2 separate regions of the Homo sapiens genome follow, and region 1 is linked to region 2. Evidence: read pairs that join two places in POLR2A ChIA-PET (ENCODE). Cell type or tissue: CD4-positive, alpha-beta T cell. All regions are shown on one strand. Each heading gives the region's core, and the rest is flanking DNA. Links, peaks and the distances in the headings are about the cores only.

The links. Peaks named below come from ENCODE experiments on the same cell type or tissue, not always from the same donor. Only the 100,000 strongest peaks of a DNase experiment are listed, where the experiment ranks them.
Region 1: POLR2A ChIA-PET joins it to region 2 with 6 read pairs; 6 of 35 experiments call an interaction of 5 or more read pairs at or near these places.

What each region holds. Positions count from the first base shown.
Region 1 is chr4:109,666,941-109,674,940 of GRCh38, reverse strand. The region is part of intron 4 of MCUB (mitochondrial calcium uniporter dominant negative subunit beta); the gene reads right to left. It also overlaps a transcript of CASP6 not described here and the pseudogene HIGD1AP14. Among named protein-coding and RNA genes, the nearest start is that of CASP6, 33 kb to the left of the region's middle. In CD4-positive, alpha-beta T cell, for the core only: no CTCF peak of the experiment used is centred there; no DNase peak of the experiment used is centred there.
Region 2 is chr4:109,539,384-109,555,871 of GRCh38, reverse strand. SEC24B (SEC24 homolog B, COPII component) reads right to left here. Exons shown (of 24, transcript NM_006323.5): 24 at 14,976-16,311. The coding sequence ends at 16,197. It also overlaps the pseudogene SETP20 and the pseudogene CDC42P4. Among named protein-coding and RNA genes, the nearest start is that of MCUB, 13 kb to the left of the region's middle. RefSeq lists an enhancer at 7,056-7,115. In CD4-positive, alpha-beta T cell, for the core only: no CTCF peak of the experiment used is centred there; a DNase peak (open chromatin) is centred at 7,071.

The DNA of each region.
Region 1 (8,000 bases), core at 1-8,000, 120 kb before region 2:
CGTAAGTCATTAATCAAATCCGTTATAGGTAATTTGTTCAGTTCAATGTTTACAATTCTTATGTAAAAAATAAGCAACACACACATTTAAAAAGTGTTCATTTACCTTTGCATGAGTGCTTAAAATACATATTTCTATTTCAAGATGACATTTAAAAATTATTCTAATATATCAGCAGCAAAAATATAATTTGCAATTACAAAAAACTAAACTAGAATCCTTAAGTTATTCTCATGTTTACAATTGTGATTCTTTAATAAATACTAATATTATGCAGCTCTATTGTTTAAGCTTTCTGGATTTGGTTTAAACACATGCACATATATTGTCAATTGTGGGAAGCTTTACAAATTATATTCCATGCACTTTTTGGACAGAGTTCTAACAGAGTCAGCCAGTCCACAAAACACGCAGACAAAAGTTGAATTAACTGGGGCAAATAGGACTCTTATACAACATCCAAAATATGTGAGATTCTGCAGCAAACTGGGAGTACCTTCAGGATTGGCCTGTTATCTTCTTTAGAACTAAGTTCATCTTAAAAATTTAAGAAGGTGGACATTTCAACACCATCAAGTGCATTTAGGTGACATGTTTAAGTTAACTTGACTTCCTTGAATGACGGAGTTAGTAAACTAGTCACTAGTAATTCAGTCACCAGGCAAATCAAGCCTGCAAGAAAGGAAGCCAGTATTCAAAATGCCATGTTACCATCTAAACCCATACAAATTAGTTTATTTCCAACAATAATAGGTAACTTCAATAATGAGACGTCTAACTAAAGCAAGCTCCTCCAACAAGGCAGCATCTCTTCTTCTAAGGCTTAGGTTTTGCCCAGAATTCCCGATACATGGAATAGCCCATACCAACAGTCATTGCTCCTACAACAAAGCCTTGGGCTACCACACGCATGTGGATCAGATGAATGGACATTTTAGTATTTCCCCTGCTCTTCAGTTTGTGTAATCCATATGCAACAACTGCTGCAAAACCTGCTATTCCAATGGGTACGAATGGTGCCTCTTTAGCTTTTCGAATAAGTTTGGATCCCTGATATTCCTCATATGAAGGAAGAGAAACACCTGTGTCTGCTGACATAGTGATTGCTTGAAGAATCTCCCTAGAGCGAAAAAACCTCTCACCCGCCAACCGGCTTCTGATCTTTTCCTTTTCTTCAGAAGCTTATTTCTCATTTATGTGTCTTCCTTGTGAACTTAATTTTCATACCCCAAATTTTCAAATCCACATTTGCAATGTATTAGGAATATTTTAGTTAAATGGAGTTTAAATAACTTTTTTGAAAACTCCAAATTTGTAATTTTATAAATTTCATTTTCAGTTAATCCAGTATGATTCCTCTGCCATTGTTTTCCTTCTAACTATACCTGCTGTGTCCCTGTTTACTTTACACTGTGAGACTTGGCAAGTCTGATACAGTTTTCATAAGCTGAGGTTACAGGGAAACCTGGGCTCACTGACCTCCCATCTCCAGGGAGGCTTCTGCCCTAGGAGTTCAATCCCAACACACAGCCCTTCCAGCAGCAAGAGGGGTTTTCTAATGAGTGGGCAGGAGTGCGGAGGTTGTGCTTTATCCCACTTAGACCTAAGGCTTATGGTCCATGTGGTGGTTTGAGGGATGGGAAGGTCATATGGAGTAATGGGATGGCCTGTAAACATCTATTTCCACTTGTTTGTTCATAAATGCAACCCAAAGAACAGCAAGTGAAAGACCTTCCAGGGTGTTAGGAACTCACTGGACATGAAAGTTGTATAATATCTTAACAGGGATTTCCTCTTCCATATTTTCCAATTTCTGTCACCCTTCTCTCTTTGAAGTTAAATACTGCCCTGATGTTAAAAGAGAATTCAGAATGGAAGCAAGTTTGTAAGTGTTGAAATGAGTGATTCATTTTAATTTCTTTTTTCTTGTTTGTATTTGAAAATCCCGCATAATGTTCAAATATACAATTAAAATTTTAAAAAATTATTTTTGTTTGAGGGGTCCTCAGAGAAATGGCTGATAAAAGTGATGGGACATGATAGGTACAAGGTCAACCTGGATCATCTTTCTATATCAAAAAGTAAAAGTACTTACAAAAAAAGGGGGAGAGGGAGCAAGTCACAAAGACACAGGAGTCACTGGTGTTCAAACTGTACCAGATAATGGTTAGCTGGAGCTGCTTCAAGCTGGAGGACTTTTTTTAACAGAAATTTCTTATCTAAATTCCCTCCCTGTTGATGGCTCTTGCCTGATCTAGAATTTGGCTGCAAAGTGATGATTTTCCACCTCCAGAAACTCTCCCACATTTACCAGTAGATGCTCAGCACCTCACTGTAAGTAAGAGCCTTCTATTATTTGTTGATCTATTTCTTTTATCACCAATTTATTAAGGCATAGACTTATGAATTTCTTCCTCCTACCCTTAACAGTCTATAATTATAGCTTACTGGGAGAAGAAGCCTCAGGAGCCAATACTAGCCAGAATTCTTAAACTGTAATTGGTGAATTGCTGGACACTCAGTGTAAACTAGCATTGAAGGAAAAACTCCCACACTTTCATGAGTTTTATCTCCTGGAACCTTACCAGGTTCTCACAGTGAAGATCAGAGATCAGAGAAAAATACTCTCCCTGCTTTGGGCAGGAGGGAAGGAAAAATAACCATTCTGAAATAGCCCTGAGCACATGTCCTCCATAATAGGAAACTACTTTACCAGAGCCTTATCTGGCTTGGAGAAAGGGCAATTAGTCAACTACAGACCCCTCTAGCCTTACTGCCTCACACAGGAGAATAAAAGAGGCTAAGAAACTCTTGTAAATATTACATTTTAGAGACACAGGCCCAATTAAAAATATATATATATTTAATAATAAGATTATAGAATGATTCCTCTCCTCAATATCTTACCACTACATTAACAGGGCTCCAGTTTTATACAAGGCACAGATTCTATTTGAGAAAGAATTTATAGGGAAACCCCAAAACATCAGGAGAAACAAAAATAAGGACACTAGAGGAAAGCCTCTGATACCTACAGCTACAGCAAACATTAAACATCTAACTCCTAGCCACATAAAACCTCACACTAAAGACCTATTCAGCTCAGTTTCTATTGCCTGATACATCATGTCTAGCTTTCAGCAAAAAATTTAAAGACAAGCTAAAAGGCAAAGAAAAAAACAACAACAACCACAGTTTGAAGAGACAAAACAAGCATCAGAACCAGGCTCTGATATGGCAGAGATTTTGGAAGTATCAGAGTAGGATAGTAAAGCAACTATGATTAAAGGCTCTAATGGAAAAAGTGCACAATATGCAAGAACAGATGAGTAATGTAAATGGAGAGATAGAAACTTAGAAAGAACCAAAAGGAATTGCTAGAAATAAAAACCACTGTAACAGAAATGAAGAATGCCTTTGATGGGCTCATCAGTAGACTACACACTGGGGAGGAAAGAATCAGTCAGCTTGGGGGTATGCCAACAGAAACTTTCTCAAACTGAAGGTCAAAGAGAAAAAAGAATGGAAAAAAAACCTAACAAAATATCTAAGAACTGTGGGACAATTGCACAAGTGTAACTTAGGCATAATGGGACTACTAGAAGAAGAAAAAAGAGAGAAGGGAAAAGCAGCACTATTTGAACTAATAATGGCTGAGAACTGTCCAAAAGAATATTGCTAATGGCCAAAATGGTAATTTGAGATGAAAAAAGCTCTCTTTAAGAAAAAGTTAAGACTTCCAGTTTCCTGTCTGACATAAAAAAACTCCAAAGTTGTCAGTCCATCCTAACAATTAATAAATGGCTGAATACAATGAAAATCAACAACTTTTCTTAGATGCATAAGAAAACTAAGGTTAGAGGGAAAATTGCTGTCGCCAAAATTGAAAAGATAGATAAATACAGACAATGACAACTTAGCGAAGCAGAGACTCATGAGCAGAAATCTGCAAAGAATCAGTACCAGGGTAGGAAAACCTGAACTGTAACTGACAAATTGCTGGAGGCTCAGCGTGGACAACTCTTGAAATGTAAGCATTCCAGGGAGTCCCATAGGTGGGCGCATTCCCACACTTTTGTGAGTTTCACTTCTAGGAGCTCTACTAGATACAGTGAAAACTGAAGAAAAATCTCCTCCTCCTTACGGCAGCAGGAAAGGAAAAGTAGTGATTTTGAAATATGCCAGAGAATTCTGTTCTTTTTCTTTTTCTTTTTTTTTTTTGGAGACAGAGTCTCCTCGCTCTGTTGCCCAGGCTGGAGTGCAATGACATGATCTTGGCTCACTGCAGCTTCCGCCTTCCGGGTTCAAGCGATTCTCCTGCCTCAGCCTCCCGAGTACCTGTGATTACAGGCACCTGCCCCCATGCCCAGCTAATTTTTGTATTTTTAGTAGAGACAGGGTTTCACCATGTTGGCAGGCTGATCTCAAACTCCTGACCCAGTGATCCCCACTCCCTCAGCCTCTCAAAGTGCTGGGATTAAAGGCATGAACCACTGCGCCTGGCCAAATTCTGTTACTCTTAACAAGGACTGTCCACAAGGTAAATTATTTTCCCAGAGCCTAACCGATTGGGATTTCATTAGAGCTTAGTTAACCTAGGGGAAAAGAAAAACCCAACTTCAGCAACCTGTAACCATCCTATCCCACCTAAGGTGGTGGGGGGTGGGGGAAGGGCTGAGAAGCACTTGTGAAGTTCTAAGTCCAGGGGTACAGGCTCACTAAAAGACTGAGACCTAGTCCCCTTAATCATAGGACTACAGAACACTTCCCCTCCATACCTTACTTTATCACTATATTATAAAAGGCTTATTTACTGCAGTTCCCTTTATCCAGTATATCACATCCAGCTTTTAACATAAAATTACAAGACTTACTAAAAGGCAAAAAACACAGTTTGAACAGACAGAATAAGCATCAGAACGAGAGCCAGACATGGCAGGAACATTGGAATTATCGGACTAGCAACTTGAAATAACTACAAATAATATGCTAAGGAATCTACTAGAAAAAGTAGATAACATGCAAGAACAGATGGGTAATGTAAGAAGACAGATGGAAATTCTAAGAAAGAATCTAAATAAAATGCTAGAGATAAAGCATTGTAATGGAAAGGAAGAAGGCCTTTAATGGGCTTGTTAGTAGATGAAACATAGCTGAAGAAAGAATCTCTAAGCTTAAGGATATTTCATTAGAAACTTTCAAAACTGGTAAGCAAAGAGAAAAAAGACTGAAAAAAAAAAAACCAGAACAGAACATCTAAGAACTTTAGGACAGCCACAAAATGAATAACATGTATGTAATGAGAATACTAGAAGGAGAAGAAAGGAAAGAACAGAAGAATTATTTGATTAAGGACTGAGAACTCCCCCCAAACTAATGTCAGATAGCAAACCACAGATCCAGGAAGCTCAGAGAACACAAGCAGAACAAATGCCAAGAGAAAACTACACATACGTATATCATTTTCAAACTGCAGAAAATCAAAGATAAAGAAAATAATTCTTAAAGAAGCCAGGGAAGGGGGGAACCCTTAGCTATAGCAGAGAAAAAAAAAGAAATTAAACCTGACTTCTCTGAAATCATACAAGCAAGAAGTGGGATAAAATATTTAGCATTCCGAGAAAAAAACAAAGCAGCCTAAAATTTGGTACCCTGTGAAATTATTCTTCAAAAGTAAAGGAGAAACAAAGATATTTTCAAACAAAAATTGAGTGAATTTGTTGCTAGCAGGCCTGCCTTGCAAGAAATATTAAAAGAAGTTCTTCAGAGAAAAGCAAGATGATATAGGTTGGAAATTTAGCTCTACAGAAAGAAAGAGAATCAGAGAAGGAATAGTGGAGGTAAAATAAAAACCTTTATTTTTATTATTCTTAATTGATCTACTAGATAACAGTCGGTTCAAAAGAATAATGCTAACACTGGTTTTGACTATGTATGCTTAGTATACCTATGCTTATGAATCACTGAAATGAATGACAGCCGTGAGACAAGGGGCATGAGGGAGAAATCAGGATTATTTTGTTATTATAAGGTATTTGCACTAGCCGTGAAGCAATATAATGTTATTTGAAAGTGGACTTGCAATAGTTGTAAATGTATATTGCAAACTCTTAGGCAACCGCTAAAAAAAGAAGTATAAATAATATGCTGGAAAAGGAGAGAAAATGAAATATACAGAATGCTCAATTAAAAACCAAAAAAGGCAGAAAAAATGTGGAAGACAAAAACAGGAAAAAAAAAAACAGTGGCAACAAATAGAAAACAGTAGCAAATATGGTAGATATTATGTATATCAGTAATCAATTTGAATGTCAATGGCCTAAATGAACCAATCAAAAGATAGAGCTTGTCAGAGTGGGTCAAAAACCCAGATCCAACTATATATTGTCTATAAGAAACCCACTTTAAATATGAAGACATATATAGATGAAAAGCAAAGGGATGAAGAAAGATATACTATGCTAACACTAATAAAAAGAAAGCTGAAATAGCTATATTAATTTCAGACAAAACAGACATTAGAGCAAGGAAAGCTACCAGGAGTAAAGAGAGACATTACATAATAATAAAAGGCCAATTCTCCAAGAAGACAGAACAATGCTTAATGTGTATGCTCCTAACACAGCATCAAACTACATGAGGCAAAACAAAAACTAATAGAACTACAAGAAGAAATAGATGAATTCATGTTTACAGTTACAGACTTCAACATTCCTCTATTAGAAATGGACAGATCTGCCAAGCAGAAAATCACGGGGTATACAGTTGAACTCAATAGCACCACCAATCAACTGAGATAAACGTGACATCTATAGACTATCCAACAACAGCACAATACACATTCTCAAGTTCACAGGGAACATCTCATCAAGACAGATCACAATGAAGGCTATAAAACTCACATGAGTAAATGTAAAAAAAGAAAAATACAATGTATGCTTTCGGATCTCAGTGGAATTAAACTAAAAATCAATAACCCAAAGATAGCTGGAAAATCCCAAAATACTTAGATATTAAATAATGTACTTCTAACACATGGGTCAAAGAAGAAATCACAAGAAAAAAATTAAAATATTTTAAAATAAATGAAAATACAACTTATCAAAATTTATGGAAGGCAGTGAAAGCAATGCTCAGAGGGGAATCTATAGGATTGAATACATATAACAGGAAAGAATAAACATCTATAAGATCTGAACTTATACTTTAAGAAACTAGAGAAAGAGGAGCAAATGAAATGAAAAGCAAGCAGAAGAAAAGAGATAATAAATATAGTAGAATATTTATTATGTAGAGTATATAATATACTCTACATAATATATATTCTATTCTATATTATAAACATAGAGTAGAAACCAATGAAATTGAGAACAGGAAACCCACAGAGAAAAATCAATGATGTTAAAAGCTAGTTCTTTGGAAAAAATCAATTAAATTGATAAACTTCTAGCCAGGTTAATCAAGAAAAAAAGAGACAACAAGTTACTCATGGTAGAAATGAAATGAGAGGATTTAACTACAGATCCCATGGACATTAAAAGGAAAATAAAGAAATACTATGAACAACTCTATGCCCACAAATTCAATAACCTAGACAAAATAGATTAATTCTCTAAAAGGTACAATCTATCAAAACTCACACAAAAAGAAATACACAATCTACATAAGCCTATACCTATTAAGCAACTGAATCAATAATAAATTTCCAAAACAGAAAGCACCAGGTCCAGATGGATTTTCTTGGTGAATTCTACCAAACATCAAAGGAAGAAACTATATTAATTATCTACAATCTCTTTCAGAAGACAGAAGCAGAGGGAATACTTCCTAACTCATTCTATGAGGCCAGCATTACCTTAATACTAAAACCAGACAAAAACACTGTAAGAAAACAAAACCACAGACCAATATCTCTCGTGAATATAGACACAAAAATCCTCAGCAAAATAATAGCAAATAAAATACAACAATGTCTAAAAAGATTGCTACACCACAACTAA
Region 2 (16,488 bases), core at 4,058-12,057:
ATGGATGCATGTGGGTTGGTGCAGGGTATTTGTCATTATTGCATAAATGAATTTTAATTTTTAATCTTTTGTTTGATTTAAACATTGCTTTTAGTATGATGCCTACACCAGCTGTGCAGAAAGGGCTCTGGAGAGATGTTCATAGCAGCATAGGCTTCCAGCTCTTCTTCAGTTCTGGAGGCTCCAGGACAGCCAATATTGCTTTGTCAAATCCATTCTTTAGATCTTGCTGTGTGGGTACAGGACCGTCCATATACTTGACAGCCTTCAGGTTGTGGGCCGGCTTTTCAGCAGTCTCTGGAGTGATAGGCTTCTATTTGTTCTTGGTAATTTTCTCAATAATAGACCCTCTGAGATCAATTTGGGTTGTGACAAGCAAGAAAGGAGCCTTTGGACAGTGGTGAGTTATCTCAGGCCCTCACTTTTCTTTCATACTTTAAAATGAACATGGAGAGACCACTGAGAAACAGACTAGAAATATATCTGTGTAGATAACTCAGGAGTTATAGTCTGTCATAATCTTCTTGCCCTGCAGAATTAAAAGTCTAAGAGTATATGGCTCTGCACCAGTCCTAACTGTGAGTGCATAGTTGTCAAAAACAGTCTGTATCTATTAGGATGGAAATTTGTTGTGTAGGATATCAGGAGACATGTTTTACCAACAACTGCATTGACCACAACAATGCAACTAATTGTCTGCATTGCTGAAATAGTTTTGTATCCACTTTAAATATTTGAAATCTGATGTTGACCTCAGTTCTCCAGAAAAGAGTCTTATTAGGAAGGAGGGGAATGGAGAAGAGGGGGAGGAGATGTCCGTTTTGCAGCACAGAATCTGGCCACAAAGGTGGGATTAGCAAACTCCTGTGGGAGAAGCTCCGGACACTGCAGACAGAGCGGGTTTACCGGGGAGGCACTGTCCACAAAGTCGCTCGGCACACATAGATGTTTCGGGTGCACAACAAACTTTCCCACAGTATATAGGACTCTTGATGAGACAAAACGATTACTCAATGTGAGCTAGTTCATAAGTATTACTTATATGTCACAGCCTTTTCACATTCGAATCTCTGATCTCGCTTTTCAAAAAAAAAAAAACTTTGTAAACAGCTCTATTAAGGTATGATCTACATATCGTAACTTTCATTTATTAAAAGTTATTTTTGGCAAATTTACAGAGTTGTGCAACAGTCACCACAATCAATTAGAACATTTCCATCACTCTAGAAAGATTCCTCAGGCTCATTTGCCTCACTCTCCATTCTTACCTCCAGCCCCAGGCAACTACTAATCTACTTTCTGTCTCTCTAGGAAGCAAAGAGCAAGCTGAGCTGGAGATACATTTACTTTGGGTTTAGTGGGATATTTTTGTGTGGTTCATGGTCATTTCTATGTATTGTTAAGATATTGCTAGCCATGCCCACGTAGGAATGGCTTCCAGGAATACTCCTGTTATCCATTGGGCCTCCCACTTTGATAGAATTTTAATGGTAAATAGAGAAGGATATTCCTTTCCCTATTCTGTCTCCAGGTCCTGGACCTCCATTGCTAATAGAGTATTAAAGAACTCTGTACCCAAATGAGAGTACACATTATTTCAAACACATATGGATGATTCACAATGTAATGCCCACATGGTGGGCCTCAAAGGGAATCTCAAAAATGACCTTAAACTTGCTAACATATAAGCTATGTTCATGAAATTAAATATAAGAAATTGGAGTTTTCTGCCTGAGCAAGGAGACTGGTGGTCTGGTTCTTGGGCTTCCCTAGCAGCCTGGCCCCCAAATGCCAGTCTTCCCTCCTGTCTCGAAAGAAGACACCAAGACCACCTCCTGTTCTGAGACCAGAGGAGACTTCGGCCTCTGTAGGCTTGCCAAAGAAGGGCGAAAAAGAACAGCAAGAAGCAATTGAACACATTGATGAAATACAAAATGAAATAGACAGACTTAATGAACAAGACAATGAGGAGATTTTGAAAGTAGAACAGAAATATAACAAACTCCGCCAACCATTTTTTCAGAAGAGGTCAGAATTGATCTCTAAAATCCTAAATTTGGGGGTAACAACATTTGGCAATCATTTACAAGTGTCTGCACTGCTTGGGAAGGAAAACGAAGAGACATTGCATTATTTGACCAGAGTTGAAGTGACAGAATTTGAAGATATTAAATCAGGTTACAGAGTAGATTTTTATTTTGATGAAAATCCTTACTTTGAAAATAAAGTTCTCTCCAAAGAATTTCATCTGAATGAGAGTGGTAATCCATCTTCAAAATCCACTGAAATCAAATGGAAATCTGGAAAGGATGTGACGAAACGTTTAAGTCAAATGCAGAATAAAGCCAGCAGGAAGAGGCAGCATGAGGCACCAGAGAGCTTCTTGACCTGGTTTACTGACCATTCTGATGCAGGGGCCGATGACTTAGGAGAGGACATCAAAGATGATATTTGGCCAAACCCATTACAGTACTACTTGGTTCCCCATATGGATGATGAAGAAGGAGAAGATGATAATGAGGAGGAGGAGGAAGGATTAGAAGACACTGATGAAGAAGGGGATGAAGATGAAGGTGAAGAAGATGATGATGAAGGGGAGGAAGGAGAGAAGGATGAAAGAGATGACTAATAGAATACTGATGGATTCCAACCTTCCCCTTTTTAAATTTTCTCCAGTCCCTGGGAGCAAGTTGTAGTCTGTTTTATTTTGTTTTGTTTTTGCCTCCTGTGCTCAGTCGCCCTATTCTTGAGGTCTCTTTTCTCTACACTTAATTGGGGGAAATATCTTGAGCAGACTACATTGAGAAAAGAGTCTCTACCCCTTTCTGTTCGAAATTCATTTTTATCCCTTCCTGTCTGAATAAAAACTGTATGGAATCAACACCACCAAGTTCTGTGGGAAAAAAGAAAAACCTGCTCCCTTCGCTCTGCTGGAAGCTGGAGGGTGCTAGGCTCCTGCGTAGCAGTGCATAGAATTCTAGCTTCTTGCCTCCTTTCTCTGTATATTGGGCTCAGAAAGTACACTGTGTGTCTATGTGAATATGGACAGTTAGCACTGACCAACATGTATCTATTTTCTCTTGTTTAAAAAAAAGAAAAAAAAAACTTTTAAAAATGGGGTTGGCTGGGTGCAGTGGCTCACACCTGTAATCCCAGCACTTTGGGAGGCCGACGCGGGTGAATCACCTGAGGTCAGGAGTTCGAGACCACCCTGGCCAACATGGTGAAACCCCGTCTCTACTAAAAAAATACAAAAATTAGTTGGGCGTGGTGGCAGTCACCTGTGATCCCAGGTACTCGGGAGACTGAGGCAGGAGAATCGCTTGAACCCAGCAGGCGGAGGTTGCAGTGAGCTGAGATGCGGTTGGTTGCATTAACTTCTACTTCCTGCCAGTTAGCCCTTACTCTGCTTTTTTTTCCCTTTAGCATTTAATCATTACCTGACATATTACATACTTTTAAAATCTGTCTCCCCCAACTGGAATGTAAGCTCCATGACAGAAGGGACCTTGTCTGTTTTGTTCACTGCTCTATCACCAGCACCTAAGTAGTAGGTTCTCAAATATCTGCTGAATAAATTTAATAGATCAATAATAAAACAGGACTTTAAAACTACAACCGCCCTTAGGCTGGGCACAGTGGCTCACGCCTATAATCCTAGCACTTTGGGAGACCGAGGTGGGTGGATTGCCTGAGCTCAGGAGTTTGAGACCAGCCTGGGCAACATGGTGAAACCCCATCTATACTAAAATACAAAAAATTAGCCAGGCATGGTGGTGTGCACCTGTAATCCCAGCTACTCGGGAGGCTGAGACAGGAGAATCTCTTGAACCTGGGAGGCAGAGGTTGCAGTGAGCCGAGATCACTCCATTGCACTCCAGCCTGGGTGACAGAGCAAGAATCTGTCTCAAAAAAAACAAACAAACAAAAAAACAAACCCCAAAAAACTACAGCCACTTTTAAAAATAATAGAAACACACAAACTTGTGGTTAGTAGTACATGAGGATTTGCCAGACACTGTTCTAGGCTGATGGTAGAGTGATGAATAAAAACGATGAGTTTCTATATTCACAAACTATGTATTTGTCAAAGGACTAATATCCAGAATCTACAAAGAACTCAAACAAATCAGCAAGAAAAACACAAATAATCCCATCAAAAAGTGGGCAAAGGATGTGAATAGACAATTCTCAAAAGCTTATACAAACAGCCCACAAACATATCAAAAAATGCTCAACATCACTAATTATCAGGGAAATGCAAATTAAAACCACAATGAGATACCAACTTACTCCTGCAAGAATAGCCATAATTAAGAAGTGAAAAAACAATAGATGTTGGTGTAGATGTGGTGAAAAGAAAACACTTTTATACTGCTGGTGCTAATGTAAACTAGTCCAACCACTATGGAAAACAATATGAAGATTCCTTAAAGAATTAAAAGTAGATCTACCATTCAATCCAGCAATCCCAATCCCACTACTGTGTATCTACTCGAAGGAAAAGAATTCATTATATGAAAAAGACACGTGCACACACGTTTACAGAAGCACAATTTGCAACTGCAAAAATATGGAACAAACCTGAATGCCCATCACCCAAGTAAATAAAGAAAATGTGGTGTGTATATATATATACACACACCATGAAATACTACTCAGCCATAAAAAACAAAATAATGTCCTTTGTAGCAACTTAGATGGAGCTGGGGGCCATTATTCTAAGTGAAATAACTCCAGAATGGAAAACCAAATATAGTATGTTCTCGCTTATAAGCAGGGGCTAAGCTATGAGGATGCAAAGATGTAAGAATGATATAATGTACTTTGGGGATTCAGGTGTGGGGAAGGTTGGGTGGGGGTGAGGGATAAAAGACTACATAGTGGGGTCAGGCACGGTGGCTCATGCCTGTAGTCCCAGCACTTTGGGAGGCCGGGGCGGATGGATCGCTTGAGGCCAGGAGTTCAAGACTAGCCTGGCCAAAATGGCAAAACTCCATCTCTACTAAAAATACAAAAATTAGCCGGGCATGGTCGTGTGTGCCTGTAGTCGCAGTTACTCGGGTGGCTGAGGCATGAGAATCGCTTGAATCTGGGAGGCAGAGGTTGCAGTGAGCCAAGATTGGCCACTGCACTCCAGCCTGGGTGACAGAGCAAGACTCCAACTCAAAAAAAAAAAAAAAAAGAAAGAAAGACTACATATTAGGTACAGTGTATACTGCTTGGGTAATGGTGATGGGTGCATCAAAATCACAGAAATCACCACTGAAGGACTTATCCATGTAACCAAAACCACCTGTACCCCACAAAACTATTGAAATAAAAAAAAATTTAAAAAATTGACACTTAAGAACTTTTTTTTTTAAAGATGAGTTCTGTGTTCTTCCTTACACAGAACCTAGTGGGGAAGCTTGTTCACCTAGTGAACAAGTAATTAAGTAGAGTGACATAAAGGTTATAAGAGTAAAACTACAAGGGCTATGTGAACATACAGCAGGGAGACCCCACCTAAGCTAGTGGTAAGGGACAGGCTGGCATCAGTACACACTAATAACTGAAGGAGGAAGAGCAGCTAACCAGATAAAAAAGTAAAGATGAGTTCTTAGCAGGAGGAACAGCATGTTTACAGGCTCAGAGGCTTAAGAGGTCATAACCACTATTGTAATAAAGAGATAGGTCAAAAGCCTGAGAAAGTCTTTTTGGAATAAACCTGATAGCAAAAACAAACAAACAAAAAAAAACCCACAATTGTGACTTACTGGTGAGCATCGAGTTTTGAAGTCTGATGTTATGTACATGTAATGAACTAAGACTACTTGCTTCTTTCTGTATACCCATCTGTACTGGATGGTCTGAAGCAAAAAAGTGTAGTTAATACATCGATCACAGTAAAAGTGGAGGTAGCAGCAGCCCACATGATAATATTTTGGTTTTCCATGTCCAGTGTGGAATAATTGCAGTGAAGGTGGAAAGTGATAGGAGGGCAAAGGGCAGGCTCAATGTGGGAGTATTATTACTATTATTACTGTTGTGCTGTTATTTTGTTAAGACATTGACTGCCATTTATCAAGTATTTACTACAAGTAAGGTGCTGCACAAGAAACTTTACATACTCGTTCCATATAATTCTCACAAAACTCTTACCAAGGAACCATTATTCTCTAGTAGGGATATGAAAGCTCAGAGAAGTTTAGAAACTTACCCCAGGTAACACAGCTAACAGAGGAACTATAATTCAAATTTTGTTCTGTTTGGCTTGCAAACCCATATTCTTTCTATTACAGTCAGTCTAACATAATGTGACAGATCCAGTGCTAGAACTGAATTCTTTTTCACTATCAAATTTATTCCCACTATACCTCTCAGACTGTCTTCTAATTTCCCTTCAGCACAGTACGGAATGTTGGTTGGTTGGCATTCTTTACCTGGTGGGAGATGCAAATCTTACTTTTGAAGAGTTTGAATCATTAGTGATCCATTCTTTTATTAGGCTGCTATATTTCTTTAACTTTTAGTACTGAACATAGAAGTATTACGAGGCACTCTGGAAAAATCCTCTAGATTTTCGATATAGTCCTCCTTGCCCCATTATGTCACAGCAAATCAATTCCTCTTCATAATCAGGATGATTCTTCTTCTGGTTGTTGACAAAAGGAACCCAAAATGGCTAGGTAATACTCGTAACTTCCAATACAGTGGGAACATTGCTGTGTCCCTTTGAGAACTAAGCATCTCTCCTTTGTAAACTAAGACCCTAAAATTTGGGGACTATATTAAGGGAATGATTTCACTTTCAATTCTTGATTCTTAGACCTGTGTGTCTGGCTACAGGGGAAAAATGTTGGTTGCTTATTCAAAGCATATACTGTATCCTGTAGGATGATACTCCAACCATCACCATAACTGAGTCATCAGAAGAACATTCCACCTTTCTGCCAGGTCAGCTGCTTTTTGGGGTATGTAGTAGTCTGTTCCTGCATTGCTATAAAGAGCTACTTGAGACTGGGTAATTTAGACATAAAAGGCTTAACTGACTCACAATTCCACAGGCTGTACAGGAAGCATGACTGGGGAGGCCCCAGGAAATGTACAATCACGGCCAAAGGCAAAGGGGAAGCAGGCACGTCTTACATGACCAGAGAAGAAGGAAGAGAGATCAGGGGTAGGTGCTACACACTTTTAAACAATCTGATCTCATAAGAACTCAATATCACAAGAACAGCAAGGGGGAAATCTGCTCCCATGATCCAATCTAATCACCTCCCACCAGGCCCCTCCTCCAACCTTGGGGATTACAATTCGACATGAGATTTGGGCAGGGACACAAATCCAAACCACATCAGGGTGACAGGTTGTAGTAAGAGCAGTGAATTCCCATTAACACACTTCTTTTGCTATGAGTTCCTTGATCAGAAGCAATGTTGTGGAGGTCATATGGCAATGATGAAGGCATTCTGTAAGCCCACAGATGGTGGTGGTAGCAGAAACACTGCAAGCAGGGCAGGCAAATCCATATCCAGGTTGTTTGTCTATTCCATTGAGGACAAATGCTCCATGATCAAAGGGGTACAATGTAATCAACATATCAGGTGGCTACTAGTTTTCCCCAAGGAATGATGCCATATTGAGGAATCAAAGAAGGTCTCAGCTGACAATGCTTAGAAATAACAGTGGCAGTAGCCAGATCAGCCTTGGTGAAGGGACATCCATAATATTTAGCCCACACATAGCTTCTATCTTTACAAGTATGGCAACTTTGTACATGAACCATTGAGCAAATACTGGGGTGGCTACAGAAAGAGGCTGATATTCACAGGATGGGTCACCTTCTCCACCTGATTGAGATGGACAAATTTTGCTGCAGATGCCCTTTGGGGTGCATTGATATGGAACATAATTATCTCATTTGCTGTGTCCATTTCGTGACGTTCATTCAAATCCCTCTTCTCCAAACCTCCTTGTCACCAATTTTCTAATCCTGTTCCTACCAAGACCTTTGTCATCTAGTCATTTGCCATTGCCTATGAAGCTACATAGATCTACATCTTTTGAGATCTATATAGTCTAGACAAAGTGGCGATCAATGTACTGCTTGAAGTTTTGCCCACAAAGAGGATTTCTTTATTATTAGACTAATACTATAGCAGACCAGTTGATGCCAGCACTTTGTCTTAAATTCAGGTTTTAGTTTCTCCCTTAACTGATTATAGGAAAACATCCCCATGAGGCCATAAATGCGAATGCAGGGAAAGGAAGCCATGCAGCAGGAGCAGGTGTCATGAGTCAGAGCTGCCAGCTCGTGCAACTGACTTCAGGATCTGCTGAGCCTAATCCCTTATATACTAACGTTAAGCTGCCACTTAACGATAGATCGCTATTGTGCATGTTCACTTCTACTGCTTGGTTCACACTGGTCAGCATAGATCCCAAGGACATTTGACATCCTGTAGTAGACAGCTTAATAGCAATATAAGAGCTTCTCTCACAAAGGTAAGTTTTTTTTTTTGCTTTTTTTTTTTGTTTTTTTGCAGAAGAGGGTATGGCTCTGCTCTAAAACCCTAGAGAAGTCTGACTCTCCAGTTGAGGCTTGATGTGGCATTTGTATTTGCCGCAGACACTCCCAAGTTGGATCTGCTGGGTCAATAAAGCCCATGTGGCAAAGCAGTTTGCACTGAAGTCTGAGTTGATGTAGAGGCTTCTTTTGCTCTAACCACACCTCAGATTGGCAGCCTTACAGGTTACTTGGTAATGGAGTACAGTGACACACTGAAATGTTGTATACATAGCTTCCAAAAAAAAAAAAAAGCCACCAAGCACTGTGCCTCGCATTATAGAAGGTGGCACAGGGAGCAGCAATTTGTCTCCTACATTAGTGGGGATTTTGCAAGATGCTCCAGACCACTGAAACTCAACTTTGAGGTGGTATACTCCTGAATTTTCATAAGGTTTATTATCTACCTTCTGGCACCATTCTCATTCTATGTCAGATTTTCTTTCAATTTCTATCTAGTGTAGTATAGTATGTTTCTCCTCTTATCCAACTGAAACTGTCTTTATTTTTATTCACAGGTCTTCAATGCATTTTCTGTCTAGCTTGGAATAACATTGGTTCTGCTGGACACAGTGGCTCACACCTGTAATCTCAGTGCTTTGGGAGGCTGAGGTGGGAGGATCGCCTGAGCCCAGGAGTTCAGTACCAGCCTGGGCAACATAGCAATATCTTGTCTCTACCAAAAATAGCCAGGCATGGTAGTACATGCCTATAGTCCCAGCCGCTCAGGAGGCTGAAGCAGGAGGATCCCTTGAGCCCAGGAGTTTGAGGCTGCAGTGAGCTATGATCGATACCACTGCACTCTAGCCTAGCAAGACCCTGTCTCTAGGAAAAATTGGTTCAACAAACATTTACTAAATGCCTACTATATGTCAGGTATAGGGGGCACTATGACGAAGAGAACCTGGTTCCCATGTTTGAGGGAGAATGTCAATTGTAACACAGTCTGATGGGGGCTACAGTAGAGATGAGAATGTGTTATGGATACACACAGGAAGGAGTATTTAACCCAGATGAGACAGCCATCAGGAGAAGCTGCCAGGAGGTAATGATCCCTAGGCTGAATTCTGAAGGATAAGGAGGAGTAAGTGCTAAGAAAGCCAGGAAGGGAATGAAAGACAGTGTTTTCCAAGCAGTGGAGCAGCATTTGCAAAGCCTGGATGTGAACAAAGGACAGCCCCTGTAATGATGTACATTTACCTTCTTTTCCTTTCAAAGTTATTCTTCTGGTTCCTACTCATTCTCCACCCCAATTTTGTCCTCACTCCTTCCCAGATTATGACCCAAAAGAGTGCCATAAATGCTATGAAGACGATTTAGGTTCACTACATTTTTGGTAAAAACCTTTTGAAAGACCACTTTTTGCTTGTGAACACAGTACTCAGGGTCTTAGTTATTAAATAACTCAGCTTTAAGTTTTGACCTTTCTTGTTAAACATCTTATTCATCCATTTCTCCATTTACCTCTATTATTCCTAACTCTGCACATAATTACTTACTTACCAGCTTTTGATAACTAATAGGAGACAGGCTAGAGACACAGTATCTTCCACTCTATTAGAATTTTTCTGGTTCCATAGGAAGTGCATGTAATAGGCGTTTCCTATTGTTACTATGCAAGTCATTAGACCTAAGCCCCAAAGAAGCAGAATTTGAAAGAAATTGACTACAGGGGAAAAAGATCCATAAAAACTTTCATTAAGAATGGGAAAAAGTCCTCCTAACTGGTATAATGTTTTACAGATTTCCCAAGGGTCACTGTGAAATGACTCCACTATAAGAAAGGCTAATAAGCTTTTGCAGTTGTTCAATTAAATTTAAATGTGTCTCTGCCATGTATTCTGTCTTGGGAAGAGTACCTGGGGATATGTGAAGTGGGATAAGAAGTATAAAGAAAATCCAAAATACAATCCCTGCTCTAAAGCAAATTCCTAAGTAATAAAGACTTGAGAGGAATATATAGAAATTGCTTATTGTTTATTTTTAAAGAGAATGAGCTTAAACATATGATTTAATATTATAAAACAATATCCTATTAAGTTAAAAAGAAACCAGTTATAATACGGCAGTTGGCTTAATTTTATATAAAAGTTATTTAAATTAGCACATATTCACTGGCTACATCATCAAAATGTTATAAGCAATATAGAGGGGTAGGTTATGCATATTTATTTTTAGCAATGAAAGTATAATTATTTTTCTACCAAAAATATTTAAAACCCAGTTATAGAAAAATAGAAAAATATAGTGAAATATGCATACATACATCATTATATACAAATCAAATAATCTATAGCAATCTCAATGGCTATCAAGCTAAAATAATACATATCTGAAATGCAAAAATAGCAGAAAAACCATGAACACCTCCCAACAAGATAATACATTCATAAGAAAATGCTTGAGTACTGACCGTAGGATAGTTTCTGTCAGTTGTCTGACCTGCTGTGTGACAGTATCTGTATATACACTTTTGTGCATTCTTGCAAAATTACAAACCTTGTACAGGGACCAGGCATCTTATAAGTAGAATCCTAAGCAAACTCTAATAAAACACTGATTTTCATTTGTGGAAACAAATTTTAGTGGTCCTTTGTAATTCACTTATTAGTAAGTAATAACATTACTAGTAAGTACTTGTAAGTAATGCTGATTGGTCCAAAAGTAAAAATCCACAGAACTGTGCATTGTTTACTAAAGGAAACAAAAAATAATTAATTTTTGGATCTGCCCATGCCAAATCTGAAGGCAATGAATACATTAATAGCTTCTGTGTCCCCTGATTATGGCTACCTTCTCCACTTAAGCCAAGTACACATACACACTTCCTGCCCACTTGTTTTATATTACGTACTTACTTCTTATGGTTATTATAAGAATGCAGGCAGGAGGAGGATACCAATTTGCTGGTTGATACAGATCCTGTCTCTGAATTCAGAGGCAAAAGATGAATGAATTATGTAGTATCTTCTATTTTTGTTTTTCAGGTTTCATGTGCCAAACAGGGCTTGAGTGTTATTTTTTTTCTTTAAAAATTTGTATTTTTTTTTTTCTTTCAGACAGTCTTGCTCTGTCATCAAGGCTGGATTACAGTGGTGCAGTTGTAGCTCACTGCAGCCTCAAACTCCTGGGCTCAAGTAATCCTCTCACCTCAGCCTCCCAGGCAGCTAGGACTACAGGCACACACTACCACAACTGGCTAATTTTTTATTTTTTATGGAGATGGGGTCTTGCTGTGCCGCCCAGGCTGGTCTCAAACTCCTGGCCTCAAGAGATCCTCCCACCTGGACCTGCCAAAGTGTTGGGATTACAAGCGTGAGCCATCACACCCGGCTGAGTGTTTATTTTTTTCATAAATTGTCTTCTTTCAGTAATTTTTAGTTCTATCTAGATGATGTCTGCAATGTTATTTTCAACTTTGTTGTGAGTTTTCTTCTTTTCCTATGTCTTCAAAAGTATTTTAGTGAGAAGATACTTAGAAGAGGAGGGCTCACGGTTTCTTTAATATAACACTTTGCTAATATGTGCCTTTCCTAGCCTCACAAGTTGAATATGTAACAGTCAAATCCCCAAATAGCTATCAAATAGTATTTGCCACACACATATATACATATTAATGTATGAATACTTTTAATACATTAATGTATGCATTTTAATGTATCTCTGGCCAAGCCCCTAATCAGGTAGTGAATATGAATTGAGGTATCCAAAAAGCTCGCCCAGGAAATTCTGATCCCATCCCTACCAATAACACTAAGAACCACTACCTTTTTTTAGTTAGTTGAAAAAGCAGCTCACAGAATTCCTGACAAGCATACCCCTTCCTCTCACCCAACACTCCCTGCCTCACAAAGCAAATGGCCAAAGAGACTTGTCCCATAAGGAGGCAATGAGAATGGATTATCCACCTCCCATCAGGATTACTCTCGTCGTGCCTATATTTTGGTTTATGTCAGTCTCCACACACGCTAACTGAAACCTGGCTGTCTTGAGGATATTACCTTCCTCCAAACCTGTCAAAGGACGGCTGTGTTTGATCCTAAACCCCAGGCAGGCATCCCTCTACTCCTCTGTTGGCATCCAGATTCTTCTTCCTCCTTGCCTACCTCAGGTCCTCAGCATATCCCCTTGCCACTCCTCCTTATTGCAATCATTTACAGTCTCCGTGTCCCCAGCATTATTCCTGTCATTTTTTGGGGATAATTTTAATAATCAAATAGATGATCCATTTGAAATCCTGGGCTCTAAGTTCTCACCTCCCTACCTCTAGTTACCTTTAATAACATCTCAACCACTCATTCCCCCAGTCTTGTCATTATCTAAACTTCTCCCAAATCTCAATTCCAAGCTTTTCATATCCTAACCACTACATTTTATCTTTCCAACTCATTCTTTCTGACACCTATACTCTTAATAGCTTTTAACCTCAATGGGACCTCCAAACAACTAAGCCCGCTACCCATCTCTACCCATCACTATCCATCACCCATTTTGTGCTCTTGTAGCTTAAATGAGTCACTCCCTTGTATACATCCTAAATTCTCTTGCTCCTCCTCTGTTCCTTGTAGCCAACTGTGGTTAAATCCGACTTCCTACCAAGCACTGAACATAGCTAGAGGAAAGAGGTACAGTTATGCTTATTAGTTTCATTCTAAGTTCGACTCACAGCCCAAGATGGGTCCTCACAATCCTATTACATACCAGTAGTAAATTCAACATCTTACTCTCCTAGACTATTTTGCAAAACCTCTAACCCTCTTACACCCTTTCAGCTGATAATTCTGTTGCTTCTTTCACAGAGAAAAGAGCACTCGCAAAGTAAGTTCTACATTCATCTACCACAAAGTTCTCCTATTTGGACAGCTCTTGTTCCAGGTATCTATGTGGCTTTAGCTCTCTGCTCAACTCTCATCTTCTTAAAAGAGCCTTTCCTGCTCACTATCAAAAACAGTATTTTCCATCTCCTTTCCGAGCTTTATTTTTCTTCATAACATTCACTATACTTACATAGAATTATATATCACACTTACAAATTATATAAAATGATTTTTGCCTCTCCCCAGTCTTCTACGTTCTCACTTCAGAGTATAAGCTTTGTGGAAGTGAAGATTTTACTTTGTGCCTGGAACAATATCTGGCAAGCATTAAATGCTTACAAATATTTATTGAATGAGAGACAAAATATCCAGACAAAAGATTTTTGTCTTTTATAAAGAAGAATTATACTTTTTATGGTAAAATTGCAGTATTTAGTTGCCCTTAGAGTACTAAAGTTTCTCTCTCTTTTTTTTTGAGTTGAAGTCTGGCTCTTGCCCAGGCTGGAGTGCAGTGGTGCAATCTCGGCTCACTGCAACCTCTGCCTCCCAGGTTCAAGTGATTCTTCTGCCTCAGCCTCCCAAATAGGTGGGACTACAGGAAGGCACCACCATGCCTGGCTTAGTTTCTCTTACTGTTCAGATTCTCTCTTGCTAGAGGCAGCATGGTATAGGGACAAGTATGGTCCTGTGGGTGGGGGGTGGGGTGGGAGTAGGTTGTGGGTAGGGAGAACATTTGGATTTTTACTATTAGCATTGACACTAATTAGTAAGTAATGTCATTTAGGGTGAGTCATTTAACCTCTCATTTCCAGCAGGGAATGTGAGAGTACTTTTATTTTTATCCAAAGAAATGAGATCCATGAAAGCACAAAAACAGTAAAAATAACCCACTACACAGCAAGCCTTTTTCTTTTTTTTTCTTTTTTTTTTTGAGACAGGGCTTCACTCTATCTCCCAGACTGAGTGCGGTGGTGTGGTCAGAGCTCATTGCGACCTTGACCTCCTCGGCTCAGGATGTCCTTCCACCTTAGCCTCCTGAGTAGGTGGGACTACAGGTGCACACAATCCCTGGCTAATTTTTTTGTATTTTTGTAGAGACAGGGTTTCCCCCATGTTGCCCAGGCTGGTCTCGAACCTCTGGGCTCAAGCCATCCGCTTGCTTTGGTCCCTCAAAGTGCTAGGATTATAGGCATGAGCCATCATGCCTGGCAGAGTCTTTTTCCTTCCAAAGTTTGTTGATGGGGACTTTCATAGTGTACAGAATAAAATTATGTCCCATAATCTAATGGATCCTTAAGAGTTTTTTATAGTAAATAAGTTGTTAGTGAATGAGAGGTTTCTTGATCAGAAGAAAATCACTTTCAAAATTCAAGATGGCAATCTTAAAGTCAATTAAATAAATGGGATAGTGATATGTGTTACTAAAATTTTCTTGCTATAAGTGTGCAGGCAAAAATATCTAATGTAAATAAGAAAGACAATTTAAGATTATACTTACTAGTTAAGAATATTTTTGAAAGTAGCACCATTTGTTTTAGAATACAAACAGAATAAGTACTTGGTAATGTCCACAGACTAATGAAAGTGTATTGATTCATATATATTACTTTTTTTTTTTTTTTAAGATGGAGTCTCACTCTGTTGCCCAGGCTGGAGTGCAGTGGCGTGATCTTAGCTCACTGCAACCTCAGCCTCCAGGTTCAAGCGATTCTACTGCTTCAGCCTCCTGAGTAGCTGGGATTACAGGTGCCCGCCAGCACCCCTGGCTAATTTTGGTATTTTTAGCAGAGATGGGGTTTCATCATGTTGGTCAGGCAGGTCATGAACACCTGACCTCAAGTCATCTGCCCACCTTGGCCTCCCAAAGCGCTGGGATTACAGGCGTGAGCCACCGCGCCTGGCCTGATTCATATATATTACTAACTGAAATGCAGTATCACTGCACTTCCCCAATTAGTAAATTCAATACATCCTGTATGTAAAAAAACCCACCAATCCCCACAAAAAACCAATCAAACAAAAACCCCAAAAAATCACCAAACCATACTGTCAAGCGAAATAGTTTTAATTAGTAGGCTGATCATAAATAAATCTACATAAAAGATTTAACAGAATTACAAAGAGTTTTGTGTTCCTTTGTGGACTCAATTCATAATATGCATTAGTCAACCTCATTCTCTAACTGTGACAAAAAGAGTTGTCATCCAACAATGCAGCACAGTTTAAGCAATTCATATGCTATAGTTACATTTTTACATTTTCTTTACAAATGTAACATTTATGTACATTATATATAGATTTTTTTCTATAGTTCATGTACTGAAACTCTATTGTTTTTACAGAGAAAATGTTGAATTCATTTAATGAATAAGAAACATTCCTTGTTAAAAAGTAATTCATATAAACAAATAACACGGTACCAATGCCTTTTGGCATCTCTTGCCAGAGTTCAAGTCCAGAAATGTTATATTAATTATAAGAAAAAAGAATTTATCTAATTTTACATTATGACATATCATTCCACATAGCTACATAAATTTGCCAGCTTGCAATGAACAGAGCACTGTACTGCCATACTACTGGAAATGTGTAGAAACCAATTCAAAATATACTTGGTGAAACAGCATCATCGTTACCATTAATTTGAGTTGAAAAAGATCTGTCAAGTTCTTTCTTCCCCTTTACTTTTTACCAAAGCCTCAGACAGAGTGCTGTGCGTTGCATCTTGTATTAACAAATGCCTTCATTTCAAATTTCTCACGCGCTTCTCTGACAGATTATGCTTTACCTAGGTTATAGATCTTTTTCTTATTCAATTTTATTCTACTTCACTTACAAATCTGCTGCTGAACATGAAGCAAAAATTCATAGTAAGAAAATGCAGCCTCTGTCCGGTCTTCAATCAAATGCTGAAAAAATTCTGCTTTGGCAGGACTCTCATCTCTGGAAGAAAGAAAAGGGCATTTGTCTAAACGTATTTAAAAGCCCTGATTTCACCACTTTGCAATCTAGCTCATAAAATTACACTTGTATCCTGTAAATTTATACAAATAAAATAAAAGTGCATATTTCTAAAAATAGTATATATTTTAAAAATTACTGGGCTGGCAGCTCACACCT